Regions from separate parts of the Homo sapiens genome. Here regions 1 and 3 are each linked to region 2. The links are chromatin contacts, found by Hi-C or POLR2A ChIA-PET in ENCODE. All regions are on one chromosome and are shown on one strand. Each heading gives the region's core, a stretch centred on a gene start or an enhancer-like site at or near the end of the contact. The rest is flanking DNA. Distances are from core to core; before and after follow the strand shown. Region 1 has its middle 23 kb from the start of BATF. Region 2 holds the start of LINC01629 (long intergenic non-protein coding RNA 1629). Region 3 holds the start of ERG28 (ergosterol biosynthesis 28 homolog).

Region 1 (3,015 bases), core at 277-2,776, 1.5 Mb before region 2:
AGAGGCCTCCTTGGTAACTTCACCTGCAGGCATTGTAATGGGTACTGAGGAGCAGAGGGACTAAGATGATCTTATCTACAGCTAGTGAGTGAGATGGACCTGTGGATAGCGCGGCAATGAGATGAAAACGCCATGCTAAGGGAATGCACAGGCAGTGAAGGGCTCCCAAGAACCTCCATCCTGGTGCATCAGAGAACGTTTCCCACTGGGGATGGCAACTGAGTGCAGGCCTAAGGAACAACTAGGAGTTGGCTAGGCCAAAGGGGTAGGAGAAAACCCAGAGGAAGCAGCAAGAATAGAAGAGTACTTTGGGAGGCCGAGGTGGGCGGACCACGAGGTTGGGAGATCGAGACCATCCTGGTTAACACAGTGAAACCCCGTCTATACTAAAAACACAAAAAATTAGCCGGGCGTGGTAGCAGGTGCCTGTAGTCCCAGCTACTCAGGAGGCTGAGGCAGGAGAATAGAGTGAACCCGGGAGGTGGAGCTTGCAGTGAGCCAAGTTCGCGCCACTGCACTCCAGCCTCGGTGACAGAGCGAGACTCCACCTCAAAAAAAAAAAAAAAAAAAAAAAAAAAGAGTAGACGAGCAGAGCTGAGAAAGACAATGGTGGGGGTCCTGGACCAGTGGCCAGAGCAGCGAAGAGTGGAACGTCTCCAGCTTCTGGCTGGAAAGCTTACCAGAAAGAAGAGGGACCACATGAGGGAGTGGGGGCTTTGTCCTGCAGAGCTGCCATCTCCAATCCTCCTGGATTATCCATTCCATCTGTTAAATTAAAAGAATTTTTTTAATTTATAAATTTCATTAGAAATTATTTTGCACAGGGACCCATGGCCTGGGACACACTGCCTTAGCCCACCCCACCCCCTGTTAAATTTTTTAGCATGCAAAAATATTTGTACATGTCTGTATATAATATAAATACAGGGCTGGCTGCAGTGGCTCACACCTGTTATCCCAGCACTTTGGGAGGCTGAGGCAGGCAGATCACTTGAGGTCAGGAGTTCAAGACCAGCCTGGCCAACATAGTGAAACCCCATCTCTACTAAAAATACAAAAATTAGCTGGGCATGGTGGTGCGCATCGGTAATCCCAGCTACTCGGGAAGCTGAGGCAGGAGAATCGCTTGTACCCAGGAGGCAGAGGTTGCAGTAAGCCGAGATGGCACTGCTGCACTCCAGCCTGGACAACAGAGTGAGACTCCATCTCAAAAAAAAAAACAAACCATATGTATAATTGCTTACAAGACAGTATACAAATATTTATTTACAAAATAGATGTTTGCTCTTATACTAATTATTAAATATGATCATAGCTTAATTTCTTTCTTATTACTTTTGGATAAAAATAAGTAGACATAGAAATTCTGAAATAGGCTCTACAACCCACTGTACATACAAGAGAACTGCTCTATAAATGAGGTTGGGAGCCCCCAGAGAGTTTGAGGACCATCCCTTTCCTCAGAATCAGCGAGATGTGTAACTGTGGCTTGGGTTGTCAAAGCCACTGCTGGTTGCCTCTGTGCTGGGTGATTCAGAGCAAGAAACCTCAGTAGCAGGCCCAGACTCTGTTGCCTTAGACTAAACATCTAGAAGCCCCTGGGCCTGGTGACCCGCAGTCTGAATTTCTGGATGTGCACACCACCATGACCGTGTGCTTTTCTTTTTTTTTTTTTAAGTCAACTGGAACCTGGACTTTATGGTTTCAGGGCTGTCAACAGAAAATGTAGAATTCACGTAGCTGCGGTCTTGCTGTGAAATTTTTGGGTAGAGTGAGCTGAACTTTCTGCCTGGACCATCTGTCCTGAACACCATACACAGCAGAAAATGGTCGAGCTTTGTCTGGGTCCAGGACATCCAGGCCAGCAAATGGCGGAGACATCATGCTGAGTAGGGGATACGGAGTTTTCCAACCACATCACAGGAACTTTCCCGGGGCTCAGGGCTCAGCTCTCAGTGTCATTAAGGTAGTTAGAGAATTGACTCTGACGTTGTTCTCTTTGTCTCTGGCTTGAGAGTAGGGACTGTTGGAAGCACTGGGACCTTATTTTGCCCTTGGGGCTGAGCTCTTCACAAAGGAGATGCCTAATGAGGCTTGAAGATGGCGTCTCCCTGAGCTTTTTCAGAGGAATCCAGGAGCAGCGGTGACAACTAAAAGGTAGCGGCAGTGACACCAACACAGCAGACATTTAAGGAGCGGTGACCACGTGCTCAGGCCTAAGCGCTTTCTAGTCATCATCTCATTGAACTCTCCCAACAAAGCGTGTGGCTACTTTTATTATTCCCACTCCACAGATGACGCCTGAGCCTGGGAGAGGCTTTCTCAGAGTCCCACAGCCATTTGTAGAGCTGGGGTTGCCAGGAGTCCCGGGCCCCAGGCTCCAGTCGCTCTTCCCACCATAGGAGCTGGCAGGACTGGGCTTTGGAACCTCACCTCCTACCAGCGTGTTTTTGGAAGTGGCTATTCTTTTAGGTTCTGCTAACCAAGCCAGGACTAAACCAAAAGGAGAACTCACAAAAGGGTAGCCTTAGGATGTTCACTCAAAACTGCAGGGCATACAATGGTAAATAAGTAAATAGGTTTAAATGGTTTTTAAATTTTAATTAAAAAAAAATAAGGCTGGGCATGGTGGCTCACACCTGTAATCCCAGCACTTTGGGAGCCCGAGGTGGGCAGATCACTTGAGGTCAGGAGTTTGAGACCAGCCTGGCTGACATGGTGAAACCCTATCTCTACTAAAAATACAAAAATTGGCCAGGCATGGTGGTGCGCATCTGTAATCCCAGCTACTCAGGAGGCTGAGGCAGAAGAATCGCTTGAACCTGGGAGACAGAGGCCGTAGTGAGCTGTGATCATGCCACTGCACTCCAGCCTGGGTGACAGAGCAAGACTTCGTCTCAAAAAAAAAAAAATTAAAATTAAAAACAAAACTGTAGAGTATTATCTAAGCCTGGTCATCTTATGCTTTCCGGGCAACACTTTCGGATCAGGAATAAGATGTGAGAGTCCAGATTG
Region 2 (3,282 bases), core at 505-3,004:
CTGGGTGAACAACTTTTTTTTTTTTTTTTTAAGACAGGGTCTCTCTCAGCCACATAGGCTCGACTACAGTGGCGCGATCATAGCTCACTGCAGCTTCGACTTCGCGGGCTCAAAAGATTCTCCCCCTTCAGCCTCCTGAGTAACTGGGACTACAGGTGCATGCCACCATGCCCAGCTAATTTTTAATTTTTTTTTGAAGGGACAGGGTCTTGCTATGTTGCCCAGGCTGGTCTTGAACTCCTGGGCTCAAGTGATCCTCCTGCGTCTGCCTACTGAAGTCCTGGAATTATAGGCATAAGCCACTTTGTCCAGCCGCTGGGAGAATATGCACATCCATTCGTTTTACCTCTTTAGCAATCTTGTGAAGGAGATTCTTAGCATCCCCATTTTGCAGCTGAGAAAAACTGAGACTGGGAGGTTAAGTCCCAAGGTCACAGGACCGACAGGTGGCTGAGAGAACCCTGGCATTCCAGCTGCCAGTCAGGCACTCCCTGGTTGTCTACACTAGCTGCCGTCTTCCTGGGCACACACAGAGGAATCAGCACACACCCGGTACACCCTCCCATGAGCAGAACTCCTACACACTGGCTGGTACCATACCCTCCCTAACACCAGCACCCGTAGCAAATTCTTTCCAGGGCCAGCCAAGCCCTACTCCCCTTTGTTAAAGGCAGCTTTCCTCAGAAGGGTGAGCATTTGTTGTCTCAGGGCCTGCAGTGTGGATTCTACCTTCTTTTTACTGTGTTCAGCAGGAGCGAGGCAAACCAGCTTGGGATAGAAACACAGGCGTTTCCTCCACTGTCAGGGTTTTCCTGGGGCAGGCATCTGAGTTACTGCCTGGACCCGGTAGCCCCTAGCAACAGGGCACCACTCTCACCTGGGCCATTTATGATGACTTTGGGAGGTGGAGCCAATTAGGGGGCAAAGCAGGGATCCCCACAGGTGGGAGTGGCAAAAGAGTGGAGGCTTGAAGTCCAGGAAACCCCAGTGTATGCCTCTGCTGCTAAGGAGCCGTGTGGCCTTGGGCAAATCACTATCCCCTTCTGAGCCTGGGGCTCCACATCTACATAGTAAGGGAAGTGGCACTCATGTTCCTTCCAGTTCACACACAGTCCCACATGCTACTAGACCTAGGTTAAGGCAAGGTCTGTGCTATCAGGTACTACCATAGACACAGAAACCGGGGGAGACTCTGCCACCATTATACCCACCCACCCCAACCCTCAAGTTCCCAGCTCTTCCTGGGAAAACCGACAGACAACAGGCCCATGTAGGCAGAAGAAATCAACATGAGGGGTCTCAGTGCCTAGAGAATAGACTTAGAATGAGCCCAAAGTGGAAGGGAGAACCAAAGAGTTTCCCTCACTGCCACATTTGGCACTCCTGCTCCAGGGAATCCAGCACTGAGCTAGAGACAGGATGCTGGGTTCGCCATTCAGGATTCGTAGGTGAGGCCACAGCCATTTCTGCTTTCGGGGCCTGTAACTGGTGGAGAGAAACGGGTGATAGCATCTGTGGCCTTCCTGATTCATAGGTTTATCCCAGCATGAGGCGTGGCTGCTGCAAAGCAGACATGTCCATTTCTGTCCAGACACAGTTGGGGCGGGCAGTGGGTGGCTGCAGCCTGTCCTTACATGGGGCTAAAGGGGCCCAGCCACTTAGTGACTCACCCACTTGCCCAGCCAGCTGAAACCCTGGCCTCACCCTTCCCTTCTGCTACCTACAAAAGCCCCCTGACATAGCACTCTTGTCATACTGAGACTAAGGTAGAAAAAGACACTTCCAAAGGGTGTCAATGACAAGAGAGAAATAGACATAGAGTGGTCACTTCATTTACCAACCCTGGAACCGCAGACCTCTGGGCTTCCTGGTATGTGATTTCAGTTTTACCCCTCACTGTTTAAATTGCTTGAGTTATGTATTTTGTTATTGATTTATTTATTTATTTATTTATTTATTTTGAGACAGCGTCTCTCTCTGTCGCCCAGGCTGGAGTGCAGTGGTGCGATCTCGGCTCACTGCAACCTCCGCCTCGCGGGTTCAAGCGATTCTCCTGCCTCGGCCTCTCGAGTAGCTGGGATTACAGGCATGCACCACTACACCTGGCTAATTTTGTACTTTTAGTAGAGATGGGGTTTCGCCATGTTGGTCAGGCTGGTCTCAAACTCCTGACATCAGGTGATCCGCCTGCCTCGGCCTCCCAAAGTACTGGCATTACAGATGTGAGCCGCCTCACCCGGCTTGTATTTTGTTCTTGCAGACGAAAGCTGCCCACCAAATATGAACAGATAGGAACCTCGTGATCTTTTGGGGCTGTCATCCTTCTCTCAGTCTGCCAGTAACTGGGATCCTGGCATTTATCCTGGAGGTCCCTGAAGGTCCAAGAGGGAACAGAGGAAATCTGATTGGCACAGGTGTGGTGACGTGAAGCAGGTGGTGGCTTTTAGGACTGGAGGTCTGGTGTAGGGTGTATTAGTGAGGAGAACATGGAGGGAGGAACTCACCAGGAAAATTGCAGCCAATTTCCAGCGGTCAGGAATTGAAGATCCAGCAGAGTACGGAATCAGCTCCTCCAGAGTAGTGGGTTTTTCCAGTTGTAGGTTGAGATCCATTCGTGGGTCATGAAATCAAGTTAAGGGATCATAGTCATACACAGAATTTTTTTGTTTGTTTGTTTTTGAGACAGTCTCATTCTGTCCAGGCTAGAGTCTCTAGTCTCTGCCCAGGCTAGAGTGCAGTTTCACAGTCTTGGCTCACTGACCTCCACCTCCTGGGTTCAAGTGATTCTCCAGCCTCAGCCTCTCAAGTAGTTGGCGTTACAGGCACCTGCCACCACATCTGGCTAATTTTTTGTATTTTTAGTAGAGACGGGGTTTTGCCATGTTGGCCAGGCTGGTCTCGAACTCCTGGCCTCAAGTGATCCGCATGCCTTGGCCTCCCAGAGTGCTGGAATTACAGGCGTGAGCCACCACGCCCAGCCAGAATTTTTTTTAAAAAAAGGAAATAGAAGAGAATGTAAGAATAGAAGTGCAGGTTAAAAGGAACGTTTAATTTCATAAAGTTTTTGCCTCAGGGTAGTATGCTTGTCTGAGTAATGGGTTGAGATAGGAACGCATTTCTTAGTGCAGGTCTTGATTTCAAATGTTCGAAAGCCACTGCTCTGGAAAATAGAGGAGTGGAGACCAAAGTGTGCCCTTTGTGTATGTGTCGGCAGTGGGGTGGGGGTGGGGGTCTCTGTCCTAGCATTTGGTTGCAGCACCCCAGGAGTGCCTGTAGGGGAAC
Region 3 (3,246 bases), core at 692-3,191, 1.3 Mb before region 2:
GTGAGTTTAGGACTAGTAAGAAAATTATATAGCGAAGGAAACAGCAATCTTGGTGTTGGGTTGCAAGAAAATAATAGGTTTCAGTCATTGAGCACTTACACCGTGAACTGTGCCAAGCACCTAACATATATTACCATTTAATCTTTACAATGAGGTAAGCAGGCACTATTAATATTTCCATCTTACAGATGAGGGTTGGAACAGAGAGGTTAAACAAGTTTCTTAAGGTCACACAGCAAAGTTGGCAGAGCTGAGATAAGAATCATGGTCTGCTGGACTGCTGCAGTGCTACCTCATTGTTTGAGACTATTTTAATGAAGTTCCCATTTTTTGAGAAAGAAAAGCATACCATATCCACTTTTGTCTTCAAGTTGTATGGAAAATACAATTAGATTACATACTTTTTGTTTTTTAATTTATTATTTATTTATTTATTTTTTTGAGACAGGGTCTTGCTCTGTCACACAGGCTGGAATGCAGTGGCATAGTCATGGCTCATTGCAGCCTTGAAATCAAAGGCTTAAGTGATCCTCCTACCTCAACCTCTCCACTTGGGCTCAACTGATCCACTCACCTTGGCCTCGCCTCCCAAATGCTGGGATTACAGGTGTGAGCTACAGCACCCAGCCTTTTTTTTTTTTTTTTTAAGGCTTAGTTCAACTCTTGTTGAGTAGTAATTTCAGTTAGTCTGATTTAAATAAAACCAAAATAGATAAATAATCTAATAATGGAATGACTTTTTCCCATCCTCATTATTATTTTCTTGGTCCACGGTTTATCTGTTGTCAGGTTAACCTCTTGGGCCTGAAGTGGTAATAAACTAACAGGCTTTCTTTGTCACTTTGGCAATACAAGTTTCGGTATTGTTCTCTGCTACCCAGTGGGACAGATATTAAAGTCAGCAATGGCCCAAGACAGTGTGAAACACCGCCGCCCCCCCCCGCCAACTCCCCGCCCCAAACAAGCAATAAAGAGATCTAGAGAAGGAAGGGTGAATTGATGAGCCCTTCAGGGAGAGCTGGATCACAAAGGTGGTCTCTGTCGAAGATCAGAGAGACTGAGGGTCTACTGGACATCACAGGCCATTATCATTTGGGCCAAGATCCACCCATCCTCTTTATTTTCTCACTCTCTCTCAAGAGGAGACTCCTCCGGGGTTTAGAAAAGCTGCATGGATGCACCTCTCCACTTTTCTGCACAAGTATGCCTTCCATTTCACAGAAGTGTTATCTGTTAGAAATCCCAACAGATAGCTGATGAGGACAGAGCCTGAGCACTTCTGAATTGCTCTGCCAATTTCTCAACCTAATTTCCCTAAAGCTTAAGGGCCTCTTAGAGTGTATACAACATCTATTTCCAAATTTTGTCCTGGCCCTGGCCCAGCCCAGCCAAGCCCAGCCCAGCATAGGTGTGCTGTTAAAACTTAATCAGGAGAAAGGGATTCTTATCCTGGCCCTACCACTTAGTAGCTGTGTGACCCTGGGTAAGTCATTTACACTTTTCAGTCTCGGTTTCCTCATCTGCAAAATGGAGATAGAAATATCAACCCGAAGGGCTATTGTAAGAATTATATGACAAAAAGTGAAGGCTCTTTGTACAGTGCTAGGCTCATAGTGGCTGCTCATTCGCTCATCCATTCCTTCGTTCCTTGAATTCACCAAGCCTTCTCCATCTTCCTAGCTCCCCCTTGTCATCGCCTCTCGAAACCTTTTCCCCCCAAAAGGTTGCCTTCCAGTTATCTTCCTTCCATCCCACCTCCATTTTTCCAGACTCTCCGGATCCTCTCAATCAGAAGCAACACAGACACCTACATCCCTCTTCTCCCCCATATTCTCCTTACCTGGCGACCGGGCCCCCAGCACAGCAGTGGCAGCAGCAGCCGCTGCCGCAAACAAGCTCCCCCAGGACAGCTCCAGCCCGGAGTCCACCTGAGCCATTTGTCCCCGCCCCCTCCCTCAGCCCTGCTCCAGGATTGGGCCGTTTCCGTCAGTACTCTCTCTGATTGGCTGTCCCGGTTTCGCCCGAGCAGGAGATGGGGAGTGAACCCCTTTACTGCCAATCAGCGGTTGCCGCTGCCTAAGCCTCTCCCCAGGTACGCCGCTCACGCCGTAAGCCCTCCTGTTGGACCTAGCGGAACTCCGGGTTTGGAGTCAACCTCTTAGGGGCGGAGAAAAAAACAGCGGAAAAAAAAAAAAAAAAGAAGACTCCCTTCAGCTGAGGGCAGGGCTCTGCGCCCGCGCTGCGCGGCGGTGACGACATTCGCCCGCGTCCGCAGCTGAGCGTTATGAGCGCCTGCGCAGTGGCTCCGAGCGGGCGGTTGCTTGTTGGTTGTTGTAGTAACCGGGGAAGCAGCCGTCGGCGGCTGCCCTGAGCCTTCCTGGGGAAGGAGGAGGGAGGTAGGCGCAGAGCGCGGTCCACGCCTGCTCGCCCCGAACCATGGGAAGATGAGACAGGTAAACGCCTGCGCCCGCGCGCTTCCCTACCCTAGGGAGGAGCATTCCCGGGTCCGGGCTGGCGCCTGCAGCAGGACTTCCCGCTCAGAGCCCGGGAGTAGCTGTTGGCTTCCGGGCGCGCCGCGTTGAATCGCGGCTGCGGGGTCGTCCCGTCCTTCCCGGGGGGAGCATCTGCGGACCTACGTGGGATTGGGGTGAGCTGGGGGTGGGGCTGAGAAGCAGATTCCTTTCGGGAGAGGAGTCTCCTTAGGTGAGTATCTCTACTCTTCTTCCGATAGACCTGTTTCTCCCCGCTCTGCAGGCAGCCTAGGAGAGGTTGGCATCCCTTCCCGTTTGGAGGTTTTGTTTGTTTAAACTTAAAGGGCTTCCCAGCATTTTGGGAAAGATCAAGAAATCCCGTTGAGAATCCCCTGAAGAAAGCCATTGAAGTTGTTAGACATTGCCTATTGCGCCGAAGATCTTTGATCATTATCGGGGTCTGTTTTTTTTTTGTCTTATTTACAGTCTCATCGTATTTATGAATGCATGGAAAAGTTAAGAAGGATTGACAGCAAGTAATTATCGCTGAGTAATTTGGGATTATGGTCATTTAAACATGTTTCTTTTATTTGTAGTTCCTATTTCTTCTTCTGACACACACAACGAACATGTACTTTTTTACTTTAGAAAAAATATTTTAAGTTAGAAATGCAGTGTTGGAAATTTCCTAATTTCATCGTCTATTTGAGAGTCGTACCAAACTTTGTGATTTTTAGGAAGAATAATTTTTAAGAGTGGAAGGGCATTCCTCCCC

The links. Hi-C counts contacts between places; a loop is a spot of excess contacts on that map. ChIA-PET counts read pairs that join two places held with the same protein, here RNA polymerase II (POLR2A). Pooled maps may share reads with other maps.
Region 1: a pooled map shows a loop between it and region 2 (2.7-fold over the local background). The contact joins the enhancer-like site here to the promoter of LINC01629 in region 2. A Hi-C loop is called at or near these places in 2 of 50 pooled maps. POLR2A ChIA-PET finds 5 or more read pairs at or near these places in 2 of 52 experiments (GM12878 and activated CD4-positive, alpha-beta T cell).
Region 3: a loop to region 2 is called in a map of CD8-positive, alpha-beta T cell, with 20 times the contacts of the local background. The contact joins the promoter of ERG28 here to the promoter of LINC01629 in region 2. A Hi-C loop is called at or near these places in 2 of 168 maps with a recorded cell type or tissue (CD8-positive, alpha-beta T cell and naive thymus-derived CD4-positive, alpha-beta T cell) and 8 of 50 pooled maps.

What each region holds. Positions count from the first base shown.
Region 1 is chr14:75,497,650-75,500,664 of GRCh38, forward strand. No RefSeq gene overlaps it. Among named protein-coding and RNA genes, the nearest start is that of BATF, 23 kb to the right of the region's middle. Within about 2 kb of position 1,527, at least 2 of the 41 ENCODE cell types and tissues checked have a DNase peak (open chromatin) inside an H3K27ac peak, as active enhancers do; they include GM12878, where a contact is called at or near this core.
Region 2 is chr14:76,957,884-76,961,165 of GRCh38, forward strand. It overlaps LINC01629 (long intergenic non-protein coding RNA 1629), which reads left to right and starts at 1,755. Exons shown (of 3, transcript NR_133913.1): 1 at 1,755-1,870. RefSeq lists enhancers at 1,356-1,535, 1,576-1,645, 2,728-3,262, 3,263-3,282.
Region 3 is chr14:75,658,935-75,662,180 of GRCh38, forward strand. ERG28 (ergosterol biosynthesis 28 homolog) reads right to left here and starts at 1,942. Exons shown (of 5, transcript NM_007176.4): 1 at 1,841-1,942. TTLL5 (tubulin tyrosine ligase like 5) reads left to right here and starts at 2,312. Exons shown (of 32, transcript NM_015072.5): 1 at 2,312-2,453. RefSeq lists a silencer at 2,004-2,053 and an enhancer at 2,164-2,383.